2 separate regions of the Homo sapiens genome follow, and region 1 is linked to region 2. The links are chromatin loops, found by intact Hi-C in ENCODE. Cell type or tissue: IMR-90. All regions are shown on one strand. Each heading gives the region's core, and the rest is flanking DNA. Links, peaks and the distances in the headings are about the cores only. Region 1 holds the start of TBXAS1 (thromboxane A synthase 1). Region 2 overlaps TBXAS1 (thromboxane A synthase 1).

What was found. A loop is a pair of places that touch in the nucleus more often than their neighbours do. Peaks named below come from ENCODE experiments on the same cell type or tissue, not always from the same donor. Only the 100,000 strongest peaks of a DNase experiment are listed, where the experiment ranks them.
Region 1: a loop joins it to region 2, with 3 times the contacts of the local background. A loop is called at or near these places in 5 of 110 quality-filtered maps.

The regions. Positions count from the first base shown.
Region 1 is chr7:139,818,773-139,831,297 of GRCh38, forward strand. It overlaps TBXAS1 (thromboxane A synthase 1), which reads left to right and starts at 10,492. Exons shown (of 13, transcript NM_001061.7): 1 at 10,492-10,707. The coding sequence starts at 10,619. RefSeq lists an enhancer at 10,165-11,364. In IMR-90, for the core only: no CTCF peak of the experiment used is centred there; DNase peaks (open chromatin) are centred at 5,279 and 7,269; H3K27ac peaks cover 2,485 bases.
Region 2 is chr7:139,911,444-139,923,968 of GRCh38, forward strand. All of the region lies in intron 4 of TBXAS1 (thromboxane A synthase 1), which reads left to right. Among named protein-coding and RNA genes, the nearest start is that of TBXAS1, 88 kb to the left of the region's middle. RefSeq lists enhancers at 2,262-3,461, 4,363-5,562, 5,465-5,764. In IMR-90, for the core only: no CTCF peak of the experiment used is centred there; DNase peaks (open chromatin) are centred at 3,638, 3,978, 4,818 and 5,208; H3K27ac peaks cover 2,348 bases.

The DNA of each region.
Region 1 (12,525 bases), core at 3,414-7,413, 92 kb before region 2:
TGGGCTGGTGAGATGAATACCACACATAGACGGCTCCAATGGCTTCATGGAGCTGGGGGAAGGCTCCTGGTGGCACATGTAGAGCAGACCCCTGGTAGCAACTCAGCCTCCTGGAGAGAGAGTTGGGAATACTGGGTCAGATGCCATCATACCAGCATCTCAGAGGCTAGTCCCTCTCCATCCCTGATCCCTGAACTAGCTACTGGGCCTTGGCTTTTTAGCAGAGGGCTGCAATTGCCACCCTCCAGCCTGTTCTAGTGGCTTGTTTCCTATACAGGAATTGGTGAATTGAGGACATACCCAGAATGGGACCCCACCTGTGGCAGGAATGCTATATGCTTTCCAAACCTCTTTCCTTTTCCTCCTGGGCTGGCTCCATTTCTCAGCCTCCTTTGCAATTAGGGGTGGTCATGTTTCCAAAGAGTGTGTACACCACCTCCAGGCCTGGCCTGTAAAATTCTTCCTCATATCATCTTCTCTGTTTTCCACTTGCCAGCTGGTTGTGGATGATCCAGCAGAGGCATCTGAGGTTCCAGTGGACGACAGGGTTACAAGATGGAAAAAGCCTGAATTCCTGAGTCACTGCATGGAAGGCTGCCTACTGAACACACACATTTGGGCTGTTACATGAGTGACAGACACACTTCTGTAGTGTGAAGCTCTTGAGATTTGGGGGCCCCTCATTACAACACTTATGCTATTCATTCTTTCCCCCAACTCTCTTCTTTTGTTTGTTTGTTTTTTGTTTGAGATGCAGTCTCACTCTGTCGCCCAGGCTGGAGTGCAGTGGCACTATCTTGGCTCACTGCAACCTCCGCCTCCCAGGTTCAAGCGATTCTCCTGCCTCAGCCTCCCTAGTAACTGGGATTACAGGTGCACGCCACCATGCCCGGCTAATTTTTGTATTTTTAGTAGAGATGGGTTTTCACCATGTTGGCCAGGCTGGTCTGAAACTCCTGACCTCAAGTGATCCACCTGCCTTGGCCTCCTAAAGTGCTGGAATTGCAGGTATGAGCCACCACTCTCAGCCTCCCCAACTCAGCTCTTATTTCTATATTGCCATACTAGGTGGAGATTGGGGCCCTACCACCTGCTGACATATTTCCTTGGAGGCATCTGCTGCCAGAACTTCGAATTATCTTCTGCTTGAGAGTTTCTATTATTGGGCCTGTGCCTGGGTCACAGTGCCCCCTTTGCTCTGTAGTGGGACTTCCTGGTCCTGACAACTTGCCTGAAATGCCATTTGTGATCTTGCTGTCAAACTCTGGATTCTAACTTTTGCTTTCTGAGCATGCTGTCTGTCTCCTTATGCCTGCTCCCACTCTCACTCCCAGTGACTAGGAGGTGAAAAATGACTGTTCCAGGCACCAACTTGCCTGAAAGCTCTAAGACTTGCCTTAAGGCAGTCAAGCCGTCTGCTGACTCTCCACTTTTGCAAGGAGAACTACGTCTAGTCATCAACATGTAGCCGCATCCAGCCATGAGGAGGGGCGGGAGAGATTTGACAACATCTCAGGAAGTGCTAACATCTGACAAGCTGAGATCATGGGTGTCATAAATTGATAGAGAGGCTGAAATGAGAAGGAGATAGGATGGGCCATGTGTGGTTAGCAACATCAAGAGCAACTTGTAGTTGACAACCTCATTGCTCATCTTCTGCTGACACATACAGCCAAAGTCTGAATGGTGGCATTGCTTCAACTCCCCTGCTGTGTGATGGGGGCACCTGATTGATGTTGACACGCCAATGTTGGGCTATCATCGGAGGAGGTCTGTATTAATTTTAACAATGAAAATAGACGGGTTACAGTTACCCTAAATAGCATCAAGTCACCCCACTTCATAAAGCCCTTCAATGGCTTTCCTTTCCTTTTGGAAGGAAGTAGTGCATTTTTCACATGGTCCACTGGGTCTTAGATGTCCTGACCCTACCTTATCTCTCCTGTGTAGGCCAGTCCTACCCTTTCTTCTGCTTAATGCCTCCCAGCCATGCTGGTGTTTTCTACATTCTTCATGCGCACCCAGCACAGTGCCAGGCACCCTGTACAAATTCAATAAATAATTCTTGGATTAATGAATAAGAGGTCAATCAGGAGATGGCTGCAATCTAATGAGAAACCATGGAGCTGATATTTGGGTGGGTGTCTCTAAATCTAAGCCCTAAGAAACCTTGCTCGTTCACTGTTCTAGTGTCTTCCCATTGCCTAGAACAGTCTCCCATGCCCAGTAGATGCCAAGGCATTTGTTGAATCAACGAAATGAAGTAGAATGAATGGATAAAAGGAGTAGTGACCAGAATGAGGGAGACTTCATAGGCAGGACCAGCAGGGCTTGCTGACTAACTGGATTTTGAGATGAGGGGGCTGAGAGAAGTCAAGGATGATCCCAAGTTTCTGGCTTGGGGCTGAAGGGAGGAAGGTACAATTTACTGAGACGGGGGAGATGGGATGAGGTTAATGGAGAAAGGAGGCTGCGGCAATGAGTCTAGCTTTAGATTTTTCGAGTCTGTAGCATCTGTAGGCTGGTTGTCAGAGGATGTCCAGTGGGCAGCTGGATATATTGGTCTGAAACTCAGGAATGACAATTGGGCTGGAGAGAATAGATTTGGGAGTGAACAGCCTGTGATGTTAACAAAAGCCAAGTGAGTGGATGAGATTGCAATGTGATAGGTGGTGTGGTTGTACAATGATGTATAAAATATGGTCCCTGCCCTCAAGACTAATACAAAATCAAGATATGACATAGACCTTAAAACTGTTTATGAGCCCATCCATATCTCCATAGCAACCTTGAAGCAGAGCGATAGCTCTGCCCTTATCACAGGCAGGGGAAACACACAGATGGCTGCTGTCTCCCACAAGTCTCCCACTGCAGGAGATGTTTCCTCTTCCCCGTGGGACCCACAATGAGTGGCACCTGCAAATTCCACTCTTCTAGCCAGTCCAAACCCGAGTCTTCTTCCACGTCTCAGCCATGGGGCCGAAGAGAGGGAGGGGGACGTCAGAATCAGCCCTTTCTGTCCAAACCCCCTTTTCTCTAGGTCTTGTCTCTCTACACCCTCCACTTTGCCAAAGCCAGGAAGGAGGTGGCCGTAATGACCACATTGCCACTTTCCCTTGGTCTTTCTGTGGCACGAATGCTGTACGTCGTTTCCTGCTTCCTGCAACTGTCCGCCAGTGGCTTCAGTGGAAACAATCACAGACCTCGTGTATTGAGTGCTCCCTGTGAGCCAGAGCTCCACTAATCAGGCCACACGAGGAATTCATTTTCCTCTCAACCATCCTAGGCAGTGTGGACAGTTATCACCACTTCACAAATGAGAAACCGAGGCTCAGAGAGATCATTTTGGGTTCTAAGATTGTCTAAGCTAGAGTATGGAAGGGGTAGGATTTGAACACAGGTCATTTGAAAACAAAAAGCTGCATCCTTAAGCAGTAAAATAAGGTTCCTCAGCTAATGGTCCTGTTGTCTGCTTGCTCTCTCTTATACTCTTTCTCTCTCTCTCTCTCTGGTTATATCTGTTGAATCTTTTTCCAGGCATCTCTTTGGTATTGCCCTGTAAGGCTGCTCTTCTTGGTGTTGGTTCCCCCACCCTCAACTCCGTGCTTCCCTTCTCAGCACTCTACCTGTTCTCTGTAGCCCACTTTTATCCCTATGGCTTTGCCCCATCCACAAGCAAATGGCTCTCAAAATGAAAATTATTTCCCTACTTCAGATTTTTCTCCTGACCTCTACAGATCTGGCCATCTCCCGAGCATCTTAATCTGTGGGGCCGCAAGAGGCCTCGTGCTCAGCGTGCAGAACACTGAAGCCACGATAGCTTCCTAACACTTGCTTCCTTCCCCGAGTCCCTGTCGTACTGTATGGCACTATCATGGGCTCACTCAACAGAGCCGGACATTCAGGGGTGATCCTTGACGTCCCCCTCTTCTTCATCCCCACACTCAATCAGCAACCAAATACTATGGATTCTGCCTTCCTAGTGGTCTTAAAAACCAGCCCTCTCTTGCTCATTTCCACATCCACTGCCTTATTCAGGCTGTCATCCCCCACCTAGCTGACCCGCAGCCTCCTGGCTGGTCCTCATGTCAGGTAGAAAGCATCCAATCTGCCTCCTGAGTGATATTTCTAGAAGCCAATCTGATCACGTTGCTGCTCAATTTTACCTCCTGCTCTGGCTTTCCCTGACCCTAGCATGAAAGATGAACTTCTTGGTATGGCCCGCAGTGCCTTGCATATCTCCCCGTCCTCCCCACTCACCCCAGTTTCCCATGCCTTTGAGCAAGCGTCAGCCATGCTCCCTCCGACAAGCACATCTATCCTACTCTCTTCTGCTTGGTGAATTCATCTGCACAGTCTAAGCTCAAATGTCATTAGATTCAAACCTTTTGCCGATCTCCTGTCCTCCTGTTTGTGTCCGCTCTGTGCCCTGCATGTATTTGTGTGCCATCATAACTATAAGACGGACGGAACTTAGGTGATTATATGTCTATTTCCTTATCCTGGAAGGTGAGCTCCTTGTTGGAGAGATGTGGGGCTTATACACTGGGATTCTCATCTACTGCCAGGTCCCCAGTGATTATTCAATAAGTGTTTTCTAGAAGAAGGACTGAAGGAACAGAGGAGTCCTCCTAACCTGATCTCCCGCTCTCAGAAATGGAACAGAGTCCCTAAAAGGATCATATTGAAGAGACTGGACTGCATTGGGGGTAGCCAAGGTTTTCATGCTTCCAAAGGGCCCCTAATATCTTTTGTAAGGAGGTGAAGCAGACCCCAAGCTCATACCACCCGTCCTCTTTCTTCCCTCTAGCCACTCTGCACCCTGGAGGTAAACATCAGAATAAACGATATCATAACCGTGGGCTGGCTCGGTGAACTATGAGTATTCTAAACCAAGATGTGATCTTAGATTTAGTGGGAAAAAAACACTGCATGTAAAGCCAAAAGATTCGGGCTTGAGCCTGGCCTCTAGGTTGTGTTACATGTATGACCTCAGGTGGTCGTGGGACATCTCTGAGCTCCGGTTTTATCAACCTGGGAATGAAAAGTATTGGTCACTTACTTCCTGGGGTTGCTCTGAGGCTGAGTAAAGTTAGAGAATTTCTTGGTACTTGTATGGTGCTGAGGAAGCTCCATTGTCCCTTTACCCAGCATCCTTCATGGCAAAGAGAATGTGCCTGCTGACACCTCTTTCAGCCTCTGTTTCAGCCTCTGCCTCAGTCCTTGCCAGAGACGTCAGGCTTAGCACAGAGCAGCTGGGAGCCTTCAGCAGAGAAGGAAGGCACCACTTAGACATCTGCACGGGCAGTTTTTAAACATAGGGAACATGAAGGAAATACCACAGAATTTATGGAGTGAAAGCTTTAAAAAGAAACACAAGTCTGAAGTCAAAACAGTTGACTCAATTCTAGGGGAGATGTCTGCCTGGAAGTAGGAGTGGGGGAAAAAGACTTGGAGTGAGTGGAGACAGGGTAAGCAAAGCTCTGTGGGGAGCCCTACAAAGTGGGGCAAGTGGGCACCTCCCCGCATGGCTCGAGACGGAAAGTCGGTCCTGCCTGTACACAGGGTAGCACTTACCAGCATTTTGGAAACACACATCTTTGGGCCCAGCTGTTCCACTTTTAAGAATGTCGCTTGAGATAGCCTCATGCAAGGGCACAATAATATATACAAGGATGTCCACTGAAGCCTCATTAGAAGTTGAGAAAACTTGGAAACAACTCGAATGCTGTTTAGCAGAGGATAGGCTAAACAAATTACAACACGTCTGTACAGTGGACTGAAGCAGCAAACGGCGTTATGTCTCTAAATATGAACAGGAAACATATTCATTATACAATAAGTGAGAAAGACCAGTTGCAGGATGGCACAGGTATGATGATCTTGTTTCCATAAAAACTAAAAATATACATATGCCTGTGCATGCATGGAAAAATACAAGAGGATAGGAATTAATTTGTGACCAGAGTTTGTCAGTGGGAGTTGGGATTATAGGATATTTTCTGTACAGTTGTGTAGAGTTGATTTTTTCTTTTCTTTCTTTTTCTTTTCCTTTTCTTTTTTTTTTTTTTTTTTGAGACAGAGTCTTGCCGTATCATCCAGGCTGAAGTGCAATGGCGTGATCTTGGCTCACTGCACCCTCTGCCTCCTGGGTTCAAATGATTCTCCTGCCTCAGCCTCCAAAGTAGCTGGGATTACAGGCACCTGCCATCATGCCTGGCAAATTTTTGTATTTTTAGTAGAGACAGGGTTTTGCCATGTTGGTCAGCTGGTCTTGAACTCCTAACCTCTGGTGATCCACCTGCCTCGGCCTCCCAAAATGCTGCGATTACAGACATGAGCCACTGCGCCCAGCCTGAGTTGATTTTTTTTTAATAGACATATTAGTAAAAGAAAAATATACAGAAAATAGTGAAATTACGGGAAATATGGCAACTGTCTGACCTTCATCCTAGAAAAACCCTGATCAGTGTCCCTGTATTGCATCACAGGTACCAAAATTGTAATACATCCTTCATCATGCTACTGTCCCAGTAAAAACCCCGAGCATCTCTCATTTCTTCCCTTCCACTCCATCCTGGCTAATTTACTGTCCACAATTCACAGAGTATTGTCTCCACTCTGCGCAGCCACAGAATGGGTGTGGTAACGTCTCCATGGCATTTATGGTTTCTACAAATCACAAATCACATATGAAGGGCTCCAAGAATATTAGAGGAATGAGCCAGTTAACTCAGCGCCCATGGGGGAGCTGGCAACTCCCCAAGAAAGCTGGACATCTCCAAGCTGGCCACCAACATTCTATAGCCTCTCCATGAGCAGGGTGGGAGCTGTGCTGGGTGCACAGTGCCATGTCCACAGGTTGATGTGAGGGGCACGTTCTAAATCAAGTGCCTGAGAAGGGCTTCGGAGACCTAGATCCTATCCCTAAACAACTATGGGACAGTGTACCGGTCACTTTCCCTTTCTGGGTTTCTGTTTTCACCTCTGTAAAAAAGAGTAAGGCTTGGTCAGTGTTTCTCAAAGCACTCTCCTTGGAAAACTACATCTGGGATATGTTATAAATGTCCCTGAAGAGGCCTTTGTGGTAAAATACACTTGAGAAATGCAGCTCTCTGCATCGTGCTCTTGGAGATTTCCAATGCATATTAGCAGGTTAGAGTCTCTGAGGTCTGGCAGTAAATAAACTTACTTATCAATGCTTATACCAGCAATTCTCATGTTTATTTCACCTTGGCATCCTTTAAGATATTTTTTTTCTGAGCATCTTGGTTATACATACACTGAGTTAAGTGTTATCCACAGTCACTGCTCGCTCCCTGAATCCGTGACCACGATGAGTCACCCTCCATGCCACCCCCTCCATGCTGCCGGGCCATCATCCTGCAGTGTTCCTGTGGCTGAACATGGATTATTTCAGGTGACCCCTGGAAAAAACGAAGCTCTGTTTTGTGAGAGAGAATGGGTTAGCCTCTCAGTACAGATCCCGATGGAATGGGATGAAGGAGAGGTAGCCTACTGAAAAAGGAGAGGGGTGGGGAGTCTAAAAGGGCTTGAAATGCAGCCAGGAGCAGCCAGATGGGGTGGTGCAGTTGGGGGACACTAAGTAGGAGTGACATGGAGGGACACTAATAAGCAGGGAACTACAGAGGAATAATTTTCATAATACGTCTGTTAAAAACAGGGAGGCAGGGCAAATGGTCAGAAGGAAAGGAAGGTTCTTGGCACCTGTGCGGTTCACTATCTTATTTGTGGCTGTAACTCATCTCTTCCCCTGGATTTAAATACCAAATTTATGTTGATGGCTTCCACGTTTGAATATAATCTTTCGAGGAAGAGCATGGGCTTTAGAGTCATACAGCCCATGCCTCAGTTTCTTCCTCTGTAACTTGGGGCTAACCATAAGATTTACCCGCTAGGTGTGTGTATGAGGATTAAATGAGTTGACACATAGGAAAGCTCCTAGAATAACTAGTGTGTAGTAAGCACTCAAATGACATGATCATGATCAATTGTTATTATTCATATTTTCAGCCATCAGTGCTCTCTGGCTCGACACCTCCACTCAGATGTCTCCAGGGCATCTCAGGCTTAACAAAACTGAATCAGAATTCTTGATTTTCCCAACAATACCTCACCTTTCCCAGACTCCCTGTTTCAATGAATGGCACCTGATATACCTGTAGCTCAAGTTTGGAACCTGAGGGTCAGGTGTGGTCCTCCTTTCCCCTTCCCTTTCATATGCACCCCACCAGGAACTTCTGCAGAGCATGAACCCACCCCCAAAATATATTTCAAGTCCATCTACTTCTTCCCACCTCCCTCTCTCCTCTAGCCAAGCATCCCTTCTCTCTGGGTGAAGGCAGCAGCCTTCTGTGTGCCCTCCCTGTCTTTTCTCTCACTCCTTTCCAGGGAATCTGCACCTGTGACCACAGCCTTCTGTAACAAATGTACCTGTGACCATCCTAAGACCTGTGGGGGCACAGAAAAGGAAGCCCATAGCTACCCCTGCTGGCTTTTGGTGTCCATTTGCATGAAGTGTCTTTTTCCACCCCTTTACTTTAAGTTTACATGAGTCCTTATGTGTCAGGTGAGTCTCCTGAAGGCAGCAGATAGTTAGTTGGTGAGTTCTTATCCATTCTGCAGTTCTGTATCTTTTAAGTGCAGCATTTAGGCCATTTACATTCAGTGTTAATATTGAAATGTGAGGTACCATTGCATTCATCGGGCTCTTTGTTGCCTGTGTACTTCTTTGTTTGTTTTTTGCTTTTGTTTTTTAACTTGTATTTTTGTTTTATAGGTCCTGTGTGATTTATGCTTTAAAGAGGTTCTGTTTTGATGTGTTTCCAGGATTTGTTTCAAGATTTAGAACTCCTTTTACCAGTTCTTGTAGTGGTGGCTTGGTAATGACGAATTCTCTCAGGATTTGTTTGTCTGAAAATGACTGTATCTTTCCTTCATATATGGTGCTTAGTTTCACTGGATACAAAATTCTTGGCTGATAATTGGTTTGTTGAGGAGCCGGAAGACAGGGCCCCAATCCCTTCCAGCTTGTAGGTTTTCTGCTGAGAAATCTGCTGTTCATCTGATTGGTTTTCCTTTACAGGTTACCTGGTTCTTCTGTCTCACAGCTCTTAAGATTCTTTCCTTTGTCTCAACTCTGGATAACCTGATGACAATGTGCTGAGGCAAAGATCTTTTTACAATGAATTTCCCATGTGTTCTTTGTACTTCTTGTATTTGGATGTCTAGGTCTCTAGATGGCTGCAGAAGTTTTCCTTGATTCTTCCCCCAAATATGTTTTCCAAGCTTTTAGAATTCTCTTCTTCCTCAGGAACACCAATTATTCTTAGGTTTGGTCATTTAACATAATCCCAGACTTCTTGGAGGCTTTGTTCATATTTTCTTATTCTTTTTTCTTTGTCTTTGTTGAATTGGGTTAATTTGAAGACCTTGTCTTTGAGCTCTGATTTTCTTTCTTCTACTTGTTCAATTCTATTGCTGAGACTTTCCAGAGCATTTCACATTTCTAAAAGTGTGTCCAAAGTTTCCTGAATTTTCAATTATTTTTTCTTTAAGCTATTTCATTGAATATTTCTCCCATTCAATATTGGGGGATTGTGTTGGGAGAGGAGGGTCTCCCTTTCCCACTTCCGCAAATGGGGCACTCACAGTATTTGGAGTGTCTTCTGGGTCCTGCAGGAGCAGTCTGGTTCCTTCAGAGAGTCTGTGGGTCCTTTTGGGATTGCTGGTTTTTTCTTGCAGTTGATCTGGAGCTAAAATTCACCATGGAAGCCTCCAGATGCTGCTCTGTCTGAAGCTGCAATCTAGTCCTGCCACCCAGCCACTATGATCCCCTCCATCTCTCTGTCCACTTTAGTCAGATAAGCTCAAAGCTAGAACAAAGGACCCATATATGAGCCTACGGATCTGCCTTCAAACACTTGAGAAGCCCTCCAACTCACCATGAGAACACTGACCCCAATCGGGATCTTTGCTTTGCTCCAACAGCCAGACACTCAGACAGGTCCTCAGACCCAGCAACTAATGGACTTGGTGGGATGGTTGTCCTCAAAGCAGCCAGCATTTTGATCAGGCTGGCGTCTGGTCCTGTATTTTTCTGGGATATTCAGAATCTCTTGACATGTATCTTCACTTAATTGTGAATTTAAAAAATTATAGATGGATGTAGATATAGATATAGATATAGACATAGAGATAGATATAGATAGACATTTTGGAGAAGAGTCTCTCTTTGAAGACTTCCTCTCAGAGTACAAGTCCGTGGTTACAACCATTTTGTTTCTCAGCAAACATGGGGAAGTTTGCTTTTCTTCTCTGAGGAAGTTAATATAAATGTTTATTGACAGTGCAGTCATCAAGGAATAAAGTTGCTGATTCATTCCTTTACACTGAAACCCTTTGTTGTGCCCTCCTCTTCCTTCCTCTTTATAGGGAGACACTCTGAGAAAGAGCACATTGTGGGGGCCCACTCCATGTGATGTTTGCTTGGTTGCCTGTTCCCTTTTCTACCTGCAGAGCACGGTTCCCATAAGGGCGGCGAGATCAGCCTCCTGTCTCATCTGGAAGACCACCACTCTGGGGTCTCAGAGGAATGATGGAAGCCTTGGGGTTTCTAAAATTGGAAGTGAATGGCCCCATGGTGACGGTGGCCCTGTCAGTGGCTCTCTTGGCCCTCCTGAAATGGTAAGTGCAGCCAGCCCTAGGGACTGTGACAGCGTCAGCCGTCTCACCCTGGAGCCTTGCTGGTGCCATGGCGGGGTATGTGGGAGTGTGTTTTTCTTCTTTTCTAATCTAGCGGGAGTGAGTATTAACACAGCTTCAGAATTAAAAGCAAACAGCCAGGTTAATCTTTTGCTAAAATGCATGAGATTGAAGTGTCAGGAAAGGCTGGTGATTCAGTGACTGAGAACGCTACACATAATTAAGTTTGAAAGAGATGGAAAAAGAAACAAATTGGAAAGGCATTAGGTTTGGGTAGAAGCATTTCCTTGAACCCCGTCATATCTCCTCACCTCATTTTTCTAAAATCCTCTGTCCTTGTTGGATTTACAGTGAATTCAGCCTCTTGGTTCATATTACATTCAAAACAAAACAAGACGTAGGAGCTGTTTGGCAAATGTGGGCCTCTTTGCAGGAAGTCATTGAGGGGGATTTCTGTAGGGTTAAGGACAAAGTGGTAGATCTAATTTCTCATAGTTGATAGAGGGAGATGGATTCTGATGAACATAGTGTGTGCAGCTCCTACAAAATTTGAGACCCTGAAAGGATCTCAAACTTGAACTCCGAGTTGCTCCCCTGTGGTTTTGTTAATTCAACAGCAAATTTTCCTAAGGCTGACTCTGGTGTCTGTAGGTCGAAGGCCTCATAATATGCTACATTTATGCATATTCGCCCTGTCAGTTAAACTTATTAGAGTTACCCATTCAATCAAAAGCACCTGGATTTAGATGGCTCTGGCTTTTGAGGGCAAAGTGAGTGGAAAAAATAATGGAGGACTGGAGTCCGAACAGAATTTTAATTTATGTTTTCAGTAGTAATAAAGCCTTCTCTAGATTAATAACTGGGAAAGCACTTTGAAAAGCATCAAGCATTATGCAAATGTGAGGTATTATTCTTTTGGAATTTGCATAGCTGAGAGTGGAATTCACGTTTGATGTTCTATGATGATGAAATTACTTCTTGGAAATTGGCTCTGAAACCCAGCCTCAGTCCCAGTGCTGTTTTTCTTTTTAACTGGTTTAATTTTTTTTTTGAACTTTTTTATCTCATTGTAGCTTACCTTGGATTGAAACTGGCCACATGTAAAACCAAGAGCAAATGGTAGCTCCTTCCCTACCCCCAGCCCCCAATAATCCATCTCAATGTGTTTTTATGCTCCGGGAAGCCCGAAGCACAGTGTCTGACATGCAGAAAGTGCTTAGTCGATGTCAGCCACTATAATTAACCATCTATCATCTATGTAACCTAAAAGAAAATAAGTCTTTAGTGGTTTAGGTTTATTTTTAATTTCTTACTAATGTGCTTATTCATATTAATCTCATCAATAGCTATGCTCTGACTGTGGTTCTCAAAGCGGACACTTTTTTACACTTTTGTTTCAGTCTTTGTTGTGTCTGAGCCTCCAGCTCAGTGCCTGCCATGTAGGAACACCACACCATTCAGCAGGGCAGCTATGTGTTTGCTGTCTATTCTTGGGCCATATTAATAACCTGGTTCAAAGATGCAGAGATTAAGATAAATGTACCAAGCAGAAGTGGTAAACAGGAAGTGAGAGCTGACTTCTATTTGTTATTGCAAAAATATTTATTAACCTGTTAATGTGTGCCCAGTCTGGAGGAGGCCCTGGTACAAGGTCAGGAAGCAGGAGATCTGGAGAAGGTGCCCAAGGCAGGGGAGACACAGAGGTTCTGGGGGTGAGCTGGATGTCTAGAGAGGATACTGCAGGAGGAGCAGAGGCAGCAGGAGAGAGGTCACGGCCCTGGCTCTGGTGCTTTTGGGTCC
Region 2 (12,525 bases), core at 3,093-7,092:
AACTAAGCTCCTCAGTGAACTCGGTTTTTCAAAAGAGATCTATGGGACTGGTACAAAAGAGTAACATTTACATTTAAGAAATGCTTCAAGAAAGCTAAAGCTCAAGGGAAGCTGAGGCTATTAAAAATGCTAAAACCAAGAGGGTTTTCTAAAGCTGGGTTCAAAGCCGGGGGAATCCAGAGGGCACAGGCCAAGTGACTGACGGAGAATGAGCTAGGCTAATAAATATTAGTTGGAAAGCAAAATTTTGAGGTTCTTGCACTTACATCTTTCCCAGAAAGTATAAGAGTATTAAGGCTGGAAAGGGAAGTCAAGCAAAATTAGGAGAGAAATTTGTCCCCTAGTAAGAGAAGGAAACTTTAAGAGGGCTCCTTTACATTAGGTCAAGTCTCCAGCCTACATGCATGTACATATCCCTTTGTTTTTGGAAAGTAAATGTCCTACTATTTATCTTTGATGAGAAATCCCAAAGGATGGGCGAGGTGACAGAAAATGGCAGAGATCAGGCCAGGCACAGTGGCTCATACCTGTAGTCCCCACACTTTGGGAGGCCAAGGAGGGTGGATTGCTTGAGTTCAGGAGTTCGAGACCAGCCTGGCCAACTTGGCGAAACTCTGTCCCTACAAAATTACAAAAATTAGCCGGGTGTGGTGGCACACATCTGTAGTCCCAGCTACTTGGGAGGCTGAGACATGAGAATTGCTTGAACGCTTGAATCTGGGAGGCTGGGAGTGGGAGGGGCTCCAGTGAGCTGAGATCGCGCCACTGCACTCCAGCCTGGGCGACAGAGACGCTGTCTCAAAAAAATTAAATAAATAAATAAAAGAAATAAAGAATGAAAAAATGGCAGATATCAGTGCTAACCATTTTCCAAAAATAGGGAGATAGGCATTCTAGCAGAGAAGACCAGTAACCTTTACGTTGATTCTTGGAAAAAGTCTAAAGTGAATTAATAAACATGTTTGTGAGAACTCAGAGAATCACCTTGCCAACCATTTTTGGGGGGTTCCAATTAGACCTCACTTTTCATTCTTTTAGGGAAGTACGTATTCATTCTTTTGTTGATTATGTGGCAAACTTTTTCATACCTACCATATGCCAGGCACTGTGTAGGTGCTGACTGTAAAGAGACAGTGTCCCTCGAGGAACTCTCGGTTTAGTGAGGGAGGCAGACAAGGAAAGGGACCAGCACAATGCAGTGTGGTGAGTGCTCCTGAGGTGGGGAGCCCAGGCCACCAGGATGCAGACAGAGGAAAGCTTATTGGGTGTGAGGTGCTTGGGGCTGAGTCTTAAAGAAATTAGAGAAAGTCCCCCTGCCTGTGTTCCGAACTAGGTGAGCCATCCAGAGTGTGTCCTTGTCATCGCAAGAGCTTATGAGATGAGTACAATTATCATCTCTATTTTATAGACAAAGAAACTAAGGTTCAGAGAGGCTAAATGATCAACCCTGGTAACATGGCTTAACACGAGGAAGAGCAGGGATTCATGTGCCATCTCTCAACTTAAGTCTAGAGCTCTTTTTACTGCCAAAGCTGTGACAGCTGCCTCAGTGACATTTCAGGATGTCAAGGTTGAGTGGAGTAATTGGCCACTCACCCAAAATTTGCTCATCTTCTTCCAGCCCCAGAGCATCATGCCCAACTCCAGACATCACGTGGCCTCTAGAGGGATGTGGCCTGGAGGGAGGCGGCTGGCCTGCTACCTCCATCCCTTCAGGATGGCCGAAGGAATTGCAGAAGTTTAACTGCTTCTCTGCTGCCTCTAGATTCTCTTTCCCAAACACTGCATTGCTATCTCCTCGCTCAAAGTCCCCTGGAAGCCGTCTGTCAAGAAACTGATTCTGATTATTAAATGCAGCTGTAGCTTGTTGCTCCATCAGCCTCAGCAAGGAGTGCTGATTAAAGAAGTTGGAGAAGCCAATAAGTCAAAGTGCACGGACCACCAAGCCACATCCTGGCAAGCAGTAAAGGTACTCCCAGGAGCCTGTCATAGCACTTGAGACTGTCTGAGCCCCTAAGCCATGAGACGGCACTTGCCAACTGGTGTCTCCATATTTCCTCCCATGATACCAGGACATGTGACCCTGAGAGCTGACCTAGAAGAGGTCAATGATTTGGCCTGCTAGGGGCAGACATACTCAATGCACATGTCCAAGCAAGGAGGACACAATAATATTGCCCTCAGCTTTGATCAATTTATCCTCCAAGCCATTTGTCTGCCGTTTCTAATTTCTTTCACCATCCCCTCACCCACCCCTCCACGCAGACTAGGTCCAGTGCCCCAAACTCCAGAGTAGAGTTCCAATTTTCGTCCTCTTCCACTCAGCACAGGATTAAGCCTTCAGGACTAAGTTCAAGTTCCCTAGACGATATTTAAGGGCCCTTGTGTCTTAGATCCATTGTGTGTGCTCCACCCTGTCTCTCACTGCTCCCCAATACAAATCGTCACTCCAGCCTCTCCCTGCTCACCCTCACCTGCTCTGGAGAGACCTGACCTCTGCCTTGCTCACGCTGACACTGCCTCAGAATTGAAGGCAGTGTAACAGTGGGGCTCATATTGATTATGACGTGAGCTTGAGCACATATCTTTTTTTTTTTTTTTTTGGAGACACGGTCTTGCTCTGTCACCCAGGCTGGAGTTCAGTGGTGTGATCAGAGCTCACTGCAGCCTCAAACTCCTGGGCCCAAGTGATCCTCCCACCTCAGCCTCCTAGGTAGCTGGGACTGCATGTGTGTGCCACCATGCCTGGCTAATTTTAAAAAAAAAAAATTTGGCAGAGATGGGGGTCTTACTATGTCGCCAAGGTTAGTCTCGAGCTCCTGGCCTCAGGTGATCCTCTCACCTTGGCCTCCCAAATTGTTGGGATTATAGCCCTGAGCCACTGTACCTGGCCACATTTCTTAACTTAAAAAAGAGCTGGGGCAGCTCTTTTTAAAAATATCCATGGAAAGTGGAGCTGAATCAACATGACTCAGCAGAAATGGTCACAACCAGTGGCAGAACTTCTTATTCTTGGCCTCCTCTCAAGGCCTGGAGTTGGGGGATATGATCCACCTTACTGGGCTGTCATAAAGCCACATGGGATCATGCATATAACCTCTCCCTCTACACAGTACTTGGCAGGTGACACATTACTGCTTCTCACAAGAAAACCCTCCACCTCTTCCACACCCATCCAAACTCTTGCTGTTCTTCAAGACACTCCTCAGATACTGCCTCCTCCAGGAAGCCTTCCCTGCCTCCATCCACATGCACTTTTCCCCTTCCCTGAACTCTGGCAGCGCTCACCATGTGTGTCACTCGTTGTCACAGTTGATCCCCTTGTGCCTTCCAGTATTTACAGTGAAGGAGGATATGGCTTTCACTCTAGCTTGATTATTAGCTCTTTAAGGCCAAGAACTGTATCTTGTATTTTTTTTAAACCCCATGACATAAACACATATTGACTCTTCAGCATCCAATATATTCTTGTTCCAACTGAATGGAATTTCCATCAACTTGACATTCCTCCCAGAAGAATGAGGTATTACTTGAACCTGGAGTTGCAATATAGTCTTCTTCGTCTCGGTCATTCACAAACACGTAAAAAGACCCATCATAGATAAGATCTCCAGGAAATCCCAGTGTTTATAGTTTTCCATCTGGGAATGCATCCACTTATGTGTAGCTTTGTTTATGGTCTTTAAGCCAATTCCATATCGATGGTAAAACAACCCTTAGTGACTCAATTTTTTAAAAAACAGTCTTTAAAGTGGGATTTTCTCACAGGTTTTTGAAAGTCAAATTAAATTGGGTTCTGTGGTTCCCTCTTATCCATATGCTTATTTATCTGCTCAAAGAACTCAAGGAGATTAGTGAGACGTGATTTCTCCTTACTGACACCACGTTGCCTTCCCTCTAATAGGCCATGTTTACTTAAGCGTTCAGCAATTCAGCTTTATTATACATTCACTCGGTAAACATTAAATGCTTACTCCATGCAGGCTGCTACCAAACGGTCCCTTGTGATACAGAAAATACCTCGGCATATTAGTTTGATAAATTAAGTGAAAAGGAATTTAAATAATGCATGCTCTCATTCTCCAACAGGGAGAGCCCATGTCTGCTCACAAATTCAGGCTTGAGTTACGTTGAGTTTTGTCCCTGGACAGCCTGGTGGAGAAGGGCCCTGATTTGGGAAGCTGGATTTAGCTCTGAAATTTGACATGAGCCGTAAGCATCCCATGAGGGATCCATAGAGCATATTCACTGGAGGTGGGGGTGATGCAACAGGGAGCTCCCTGACATACAACAACATTGAACAAATGTGTGAATTCAAATATCATCCTGTGAAATATTCTTTTCCAAACTCCAGAACACTGGCTGGAGCAGACTGTGGGTTGGATCCGGAGCGGCAGTTCTTAATGTCATGCTTTCCCATTCACAGTTTTTGGGCCTCTGGAGTCTGTGCAATGTCTCTGCTTCATCTTGCTCATTTTCCACGTGGACCTTGTAGGTCTCTATCAATGTCCTCAGTGCTTCCTGAAACTGCTCCATGATGGTGCAACCACAGCTTATCATTAAACCCAAATCAATCTTCTTGGCACTTATAGAAGCTCAGTCGTCCTGGTACATCAGGACTCGGATGTTTCTATTTAGATATTTTCAATGAGCTCTTCTTTGCTGTCAGGTACGGTACCTAATGAAACCATAGGGCAGCTCTTTTTTAAATATCTGTGGAAAATGGAGCTGAGTCCACATGACTCAGCAGAAATGGTCACAACCAGAGGCAGAACTTCTTGTTCTTGGCCTCCTATCAAGGCCTAGAGTTAGGGAGCTGTGGGAAGGGTGATAAGAGGTAAGCCAGTCTTTGGCCCATGTTAGCTTGGTCTGGTCAGATAGGCATGTCAGGGATGTGTCAAAACACTAAGCCTAGTGCTTTGGAGATGTGGGTTCTGGTCTGGAGTGGCAGTATGGAGTGCCATCTCTCAGGTCCTCATGAGCAACACAGAGGTCACCTCTCCAGGCACAGGTCGAGCCACACCACTGACACACAAGAGTCACGTCCAAAGCCATGTGATGGACGTGGTGGGTGGTTTTATCCCGAACCATCAATACCCGGCACCCTGGCTGCCCCAGGTTCAGCCTCTCAGGGGCTGCTTCACTCGCTCTCCACACAGCTGTGAACATTGCAGGATGAGTCACTGTGAAACCACAAACTCCTTGGCATTGGTGAAGATGACTAAAGTTATAGGCAAATTAGTCACTGGAAACCTTCCTGTCCTCTGTATCTGCAGCAGCCTCCTATCGAAGGAAGAAAAGAGTATGTTGGCTCATTGCAGAGCTAATTGGCAAGGAAAGCTCAATTCAGGGCTACAGGTGAGTCAGACGCCCTTGTGCGGGGGCCACAGGGACCCGCCTGCTGGCATCCATTGAGGAGAGAGGGGCCCTTGGCAGACTTGCCATAAAACCGCCCCCCTTGAACTCATTCCTACACCTGTAACCACTGACAGTTTTTGAAAACTGTTCACCTGGAGTTCCTGGTTCTCTTTCTCTTAAATCAAACATTGAGTAAATGAAGACACTCAGATGTTCAAACATGTGCATCAAGATTTTACTTGTGAGAGTGGTTGCCATGCATGACCTAGGGAAGCTCTCATGGCTTCAGTCAAACCTTGCCAACTTTTTTTAGCTGTGCATTTCTTGAGAAAGGTCAACTCACATTACGGGTCTACAGCTCTGAGCAAGGGAGAAGTTCTTCCTGAAAGCACAAACAGACTACAGAGGGCAGTGAAACCAGAAACACAGGTGTGCAACCTCATTTGCCTGCCCCCGTCTCTATTTTGAGGCCTCTTTGTTTTATGTGACCTCCGTCTCCTTCTCTGCCGCAATCTTCTTCTTATAACACCCACTTTCTTCTTTTAATTTCCCCCTCTTCTAAGCCATAGCCCAGTGGTATGGCGAAAGGTCTTTGCTGTGCATAGGAAACCCTCCAATCTGAACTGGAAGCTTCCTGTTGCAGGATGGGCTGCCCCATTGGAATTCCCAGGTGACAGTCGCAATGGGATGCCTGTCCCCTGCAGGTCTCCCATTTCACCTGCTTTTCTAATGTCTGGACATGGCTAAGTCCTAGAAAAGCCAGATCCATGGCATTACATTTAATCAGTACAACACACTGAGCTTCGTTTCCAACATGGTAGCTAAGTTTTAATTCTAACATCTTTAAAAGTACTGAGTGTCTTGTGATGCCTTGGGAACACAGGAATAGTGTTAAGTGGTGTTGATTCTCAATGCTCAAATGTACTTCTCTCTGCCTTGCAGAGATTTTTCTAAAATTTCAAGACCTTGTTGAAAATGATTTCATATTTTTGTGTCTTACTAGACTCTTGGTTCAGCAGGAAGCTATCTTTATATATTTTTTTAACAAAAAGAAATTAGTAAAAGCTTGCTCTGATATTTATGCCATATTTCCCTAACTTTTGTCGTGGCAGAAGTAGAAATAAGTGTGTAAACCAGGAGATTAATATCTACAATTTAGGCATGAGAATAGAGAAATAAACCATAAAATCAATTCTTATCTCTCAATGGATATATTCCAGAACATTCCATGGAAATCAAGTGACTAAGTCCTGATCCTCCCTGTCTTTCTCCGCCCCAATCTCCTTCTTATGACATTCCCTTTCTTCTTCCCATTTTCCCTCTTCTAAGCCATAGCTCAGTAGTATGGTGAAATGTCTTTGATTTTAGTTTAAAGAAATGAAATCAGATTCCAGATTTGCTACCTCTTATTAGTTGTGTGGCCTTCAGACAATCCTTTAACCTCCTGATTCTCAATTTCCTCCTGTGTAAAATACATTAGACTAGCTAATCCCTAAGGTCTGTTTGGTGCCCAGTTCACGTGACCGTTGGCAGCCACAGGGAGCCACGGAGTCCCACCAGCGTCCCATAGAGCCACTTGGAGCTTCAGGTACAAGGAACAAGCCCCTCTTAGGCCCCCTCAGGAAAATTTATTCTCGCAGCCAAGCATGTCAAGTGCAATATCAGGAACACCCTTGTCCTTCTTGAACACTGCTTCTGGCCAGAAACTCTGCTGAGATCTGTTGGAGAGTTTCCTGCAAAGATAAGAGTTAACAAGCCCCCAGATTCCCTTCCCCGCTCAGGAGGGGCCCTCACTGTCAGCTTTGGGGCTGATAGAAGCACAGTTCCAAGCGCCTGGCTTCCTCCTCCTCCCCAGTGGATAAAATGCTGGAACTCCGTCAGGCAGGACTGCCATAATTAGAAGAGGCCCCTTTCCAGCAGCTGAAGCTGACTAGGCAGATAGAGCCCAAATTTGTTTTTAGCCACCACATGCCCCTGAGCTGACCCCTCGAGCTGTGGACACATCTCACAACCTCACCCGGAGGCCATTCTCTCAGGCCAGTCACACTCTCCCACAGAGAGAGCGAAGATGATGTCAAATCTATGGCCACCTTCTACCAGCAGAGGGAATGAATGAAAACTGACATGTAGAAGAGTAAGACCACTACTGTTTTCATTTTTGGTATTTTTTTTTTACATTTTAATTTTTTTATACTCTATTTTTAGTAAAAGGGACACCTTTACTATTTCAAACCACCAAAATATAAGCCCTATTTGGTTCAAATCTTTGTACAGCCAGATAGCAATAGATATAAATTGACAATGGCCTCAAGTATAGAATTTGGGGTTATACAAGTGACAGAATTCTTGAGTCTCAGTTGATTATAATATAATGAGGGGACAGTGCCAGGTCTTTCACGTCTCCAGGTGGGAAGGGGACAAGTTGCACGATGGCTGTCCTCATCTGTGCCTGGTTGTGTGAGAATTAGAAACAACGTTTGTAACAGTGGTACCTAGTCTTTGTGACCGTGGTCCTCTTTTTGATATTAATATTTTTGCAGACTAGTTGGCATAAACAAGTTGGCTCTCTGTACTCACATTACAACCACTGAGGTATAACACTATCTCTTGGAGTCCTTAGAAGCACCTCGCTCTGTTCAGCTGGCCTCTCAGCCTTGTGTGGCTGTTTCAGAACTGTTGATCATCTGTCAAGTCATCCCAGAGATCATCTAGATCTTGAGTCCATTTCTTGCATGTTCCAGAACACAAGAAAACATTTGTGGCTATAGCTTCATATTCTATCATGCCTTTCATCCCTTTCTCCCGATAATACATGAACCCGGTTACAGCAGAAATGCATTCCATGCATTTGCAACACTCTGGAAGGAGCCAGTGGTTCTTGTGTGGCTTTACCAGGCCAGTCGAGAATCACTGGGCTGGTGCATGAGAAACCTTCAGTAAGTGGCTGCTGTCTTCATGCACCCATGGAATGCCGAGGTGTTGGTTTTCTTCAATAACCTGCTCCTCAGGGCAGTGTTTCCTAATTGCTGGAGAATGACCCAAGAGTTGATGAAATAATATGAAAAGTACTGTGTTTGCTGTAAGATGGACAAGTATTGGTGATATAGGCCACCCCACTCCCACCCTCCATTCTTTGTCTTGATAGTTCCAGTCCCAGTACAGCACCTGGCACACAGTAGTTGCTCCATCATTATTCACAGCATAATCACAGACACCATTCAGAGCAGAGCTTGTACAGCCCTAAACATAAAGTGCAGCAAACCCAGCTCAAGATCATTGAAGCTAGCAGCCATTCAGCTCCTGCTGTGGGATGGCCAGGGAGGGTCAGAGACTGTGGTCTTGACACATTCTGTGTGGGGTTCATCCACATCTTCCTAAATGCCCAAGGCATGGCTATTTGAAGCAGAGCAAGTAAAGACAACGAGGGGTCCCTCTGCTGGGTTTTCTGTCCCCCTCTGGCTGCCAGCACTAATCTAGCCTTTGAAGAGGGGCAGAAGGGGCAAAGTTAAACCACACTTTCCTCTCTTACCTGTTGTCACCCCTCTAATGACTTTTCACTTTCTCTGCTCACCTTCTCCTTCCTGCCTCTTTTAGAAATGGGAAACAAAGGGCCCATAGGCCCTAAAAGGGGCCACCCTTTGAAGGAGGAGACATGACCACAAATGTCACCCTTTGATATCCTAATGGGATCCATGTTAAAAAAGGAAGTTTTTAACCTGGTCTCAGAGGACACTTGCAAGAGATGCCAAGGAAGGCAGTGTGATCATCCCAAGTCAAGCAGCCTAACGTGAGCCTGTGAGAGAGAAACTGCAATCCACCCGCAACGTGTGGTCATCAAAGGGCGGCAACCCCAGTTACCAGCTTGAGATTAAAAACCCAAATTAAAACAGGGCCAAAGGATTCCTGTCAGCTCTTAACACCTCTCTTAAAATGTGACCACTGTCTGAAAACCATTGTTTGGCTGATGAGGTCTAACTTCATTACACATCACAGTAGGACACTCCTTCCTGAGACCAGGCACTGCTCCCATGAGTGCAGTAGGACAGACCTCCTCTGTTCCTGACGATGATACCCCAATACAGCCCGACAAGCGTGTGCTCAATGAAGGTTCCCAGATCTTTTTAATGCGACTTTTTGCAGGTCAGGTTGCTTCCATCACATGCACTGAACAACCAAATTTTAAACCTAAATATGAAACCTTGTAGTTACATCTGTTGATTTTCGTCTTGTTAGTGTTCATCCAGCATTCAAGTCTGTCGAAATTAAATGTTTATTATTCCTTAGTATTTTTTTAAATTGAAGTCACTTCCATACACAAACCTTGAGTGTAAAGCTCAATGTATTATTGTCTATGTATTCCCCTATGTGACACCACCCAGATCAAGACACAAACATTTCCAACACTCCAGAGGGTTCCCTCATGCCTCTTCTCAGTCAACCCATCCCTACCATCCAGAGGAAACCACTCCTCTGACATCAATTTGTATAGATTTCTCTTTTCCTGCTGTTGAACTTCATGTAAATGTAAACTTACAGTATGTATCCTTTTGTTCTGGCATCTTTTGCTCAACATAATGTCTGTAAGAGTCATCCATACCACGTATTTAGATTAATATAGCCAGGTGTGGTGGCTCAGTCCTGTAATTTTGCACTTTGGGAGGCTGAGGCAGGAAGATTGCTTGAGCCCAGGAGTTCGAGACTGGCCTGGGCAACAAAGTGAGACCCCTGTCTCTACAAAAAAAAATTTTTAAATTAGCCAGGCCCCGTGGTGTGTGCCTGTGGTCCCAGGTACTCAGGAGACTGAGGGAAGAGGATGCCTTGAGCCCAGGAATTTGAGGCTATAGTGAGCTATGATCGTGCCACTGCACTGCAGCCTGGGGACAGAGCAAGATCGTGAACATAGTTTGCATTTTTCATTGCTATGTAGCATTCCAATGTATAGAAACACCACAATCTATTCCTCTGTCAATAAACATATAGGTTTCCAGTTTTTTGCTATTATGAATTAGGTTGTTATATCAACAGGCATTTATGAACACCTAGGAGCAGCATCGCTAGCCCACGAGAGTAGGTGCATGGTGGGTTTTTGTACATACTGCCAAACAGTTTTCCAAAGGGGTTGAGCCAATCTATACTCCCATAAAGTGGAGTTCTAGTTGTTCCAGCCTTAGCCAGCACTTTCATCTTGCCATTATTTTTCACTGTAACTATTCCAGGGGCTGGGTAGTAGTGGTATCTCACCACAGTTTTAATTTGTATTTATCTGGTGACCATGTCATTGAGAACTTTTTCTTTTTCTTTTTTTTTTTTTTTCCCCGAGATGGAGTTTTGCTCTTGTTGCCCAGGCTGGAGTGCAATGGTGTGATCTCAGCTCACTACAACCTCTGCCTCCTGGGTTCAAGCGATTCTCCTGCCTCAGCCTCCCGTGAAGCTGGGATTACGGACATGTGCCACCATGCCCGGCTAATTTTTGTATTTTTAGCAGAGACGGAGTTTCTGCATGTTGGTCAGGTTGGTCTCGAATTCCTGACCTCAGGTGATCTGCCCACCTTCACCTCCCAAAGTGCTGGGATTATAGGCGTGAGCCACCGCGCCCAGCCGAGAACTTTTTCATATGCTCTCTGGCCATTTGAATAGTCTCCTTTTTAACAACGTGCCTGTTGAGTCTTTGCCCCCTCCCCCACTTTTATTTTAAGGTGTTTGACTTTTTCTGATTGACTTGTTTTTCTTTGCATGTTCTGCCTTGAGTCTTTTGTCAGATAAATGTGTTGTGAATATCTTCTCCCAGTCCATGGTTTGTGTGTTATTTTCTTAATAATATCCTTTGATAATAAAGTCCAATTTATCAAAATCTTCTTTTGTGGTATTGCTTTTGGTATTCTCTTTAAGAACTCTTGCCTTATATACAAGGTCACAAAGATATTCTCTTGGAATCATTATGGTTCTACCTCTCACTATTGGGACTATGATCTATCTCCAGTTAACTTTTGTGTATAGAGTGAAGTATGGATCAAAGCTGATTTTTTTTCTCTGTATTAATATCCAATTGCCCCAGTACCATTGTTGAAAAGACCACCCATTCCCCCTTGAATAGCACCTTTGTCATAAATCAAGAGATCATATGTGTGAGTCTACTTCTGGACTCTGTCCCATTTCATTGGTCTTTTTGTTTATCCTTGCACCAATATCACACTCTCTTAAATAGCATAGCTTTATCATTGATCTTGAAAGATGGCAGTGTGGCCAGGCACGGTGGCTAACGCCTATAATTTTGGGAAGGCCAAGGTGGGGGAATTGTTTGAGGCCAGGAGTTTGAGACCAGCCTGGGTAACAAACCAAGACCCAGTCTCTACTAAACAAATATATATATATATAATTAGCCAGGCATGGTGGCGCATGCCTGTAGTCCCAGCTACTCAGAAGGCTGAGGTAAGAAAATTGCTTAAGCCCAGGAGGCGTAGGTTGTAGTGAGCCATGATTCTGCCACTGCACTTCAGCTTGAGCAACAGAGCGAGACCCTGTCCGAGAGAGAGAGAGAGACGCAAGAGAGAGAAACAGAGAGAGATGGCGGTATAAATTCTCGTGGTTATTCTAGTTCTTTTGGTTCCATATATCTGTTTACAGGAATCAGCTTGTCAATTTTTAAAATGTTTAATTTTTGTGAGTATATAGTAGGTGTATACATTTATGGGGTATATGAAATATTTTGATACATGCATGTATCATGCATGCATGATACATGCATGCAATGTATAATAATCACATCAGGGTAAATGGGGAATCCACCATCTCAAGCATTTTTCCTTTCTTTGTGTTACAAACAATCCAATTATAATCATTTATTTTTTTGCCCTGTCTTATGGTGCTGATCTTTCGGTTATTTTAAAACCTGCAATTAAATTATTATTGACTATAGTCACCAAATACTAGGTCTTATTCACTTTTTCTATTTTTTTCCACCCATTAACCATCCCCACCTCCCTCGACACTCTTTCACTACTCTTCCCAGCCTCTGGTAACCATCATTCTACTATCTCCATGAGTTCAATTGTTTTACTTTTTAGCTCCTACAAATAAGTGAGAACATGCCAATTTTGTCCTTCTGTGCCTGGCTTATTTCGTTTAACAAAATGACCTCCAGCTCTATCCATGTTGTTGCAAATGGCA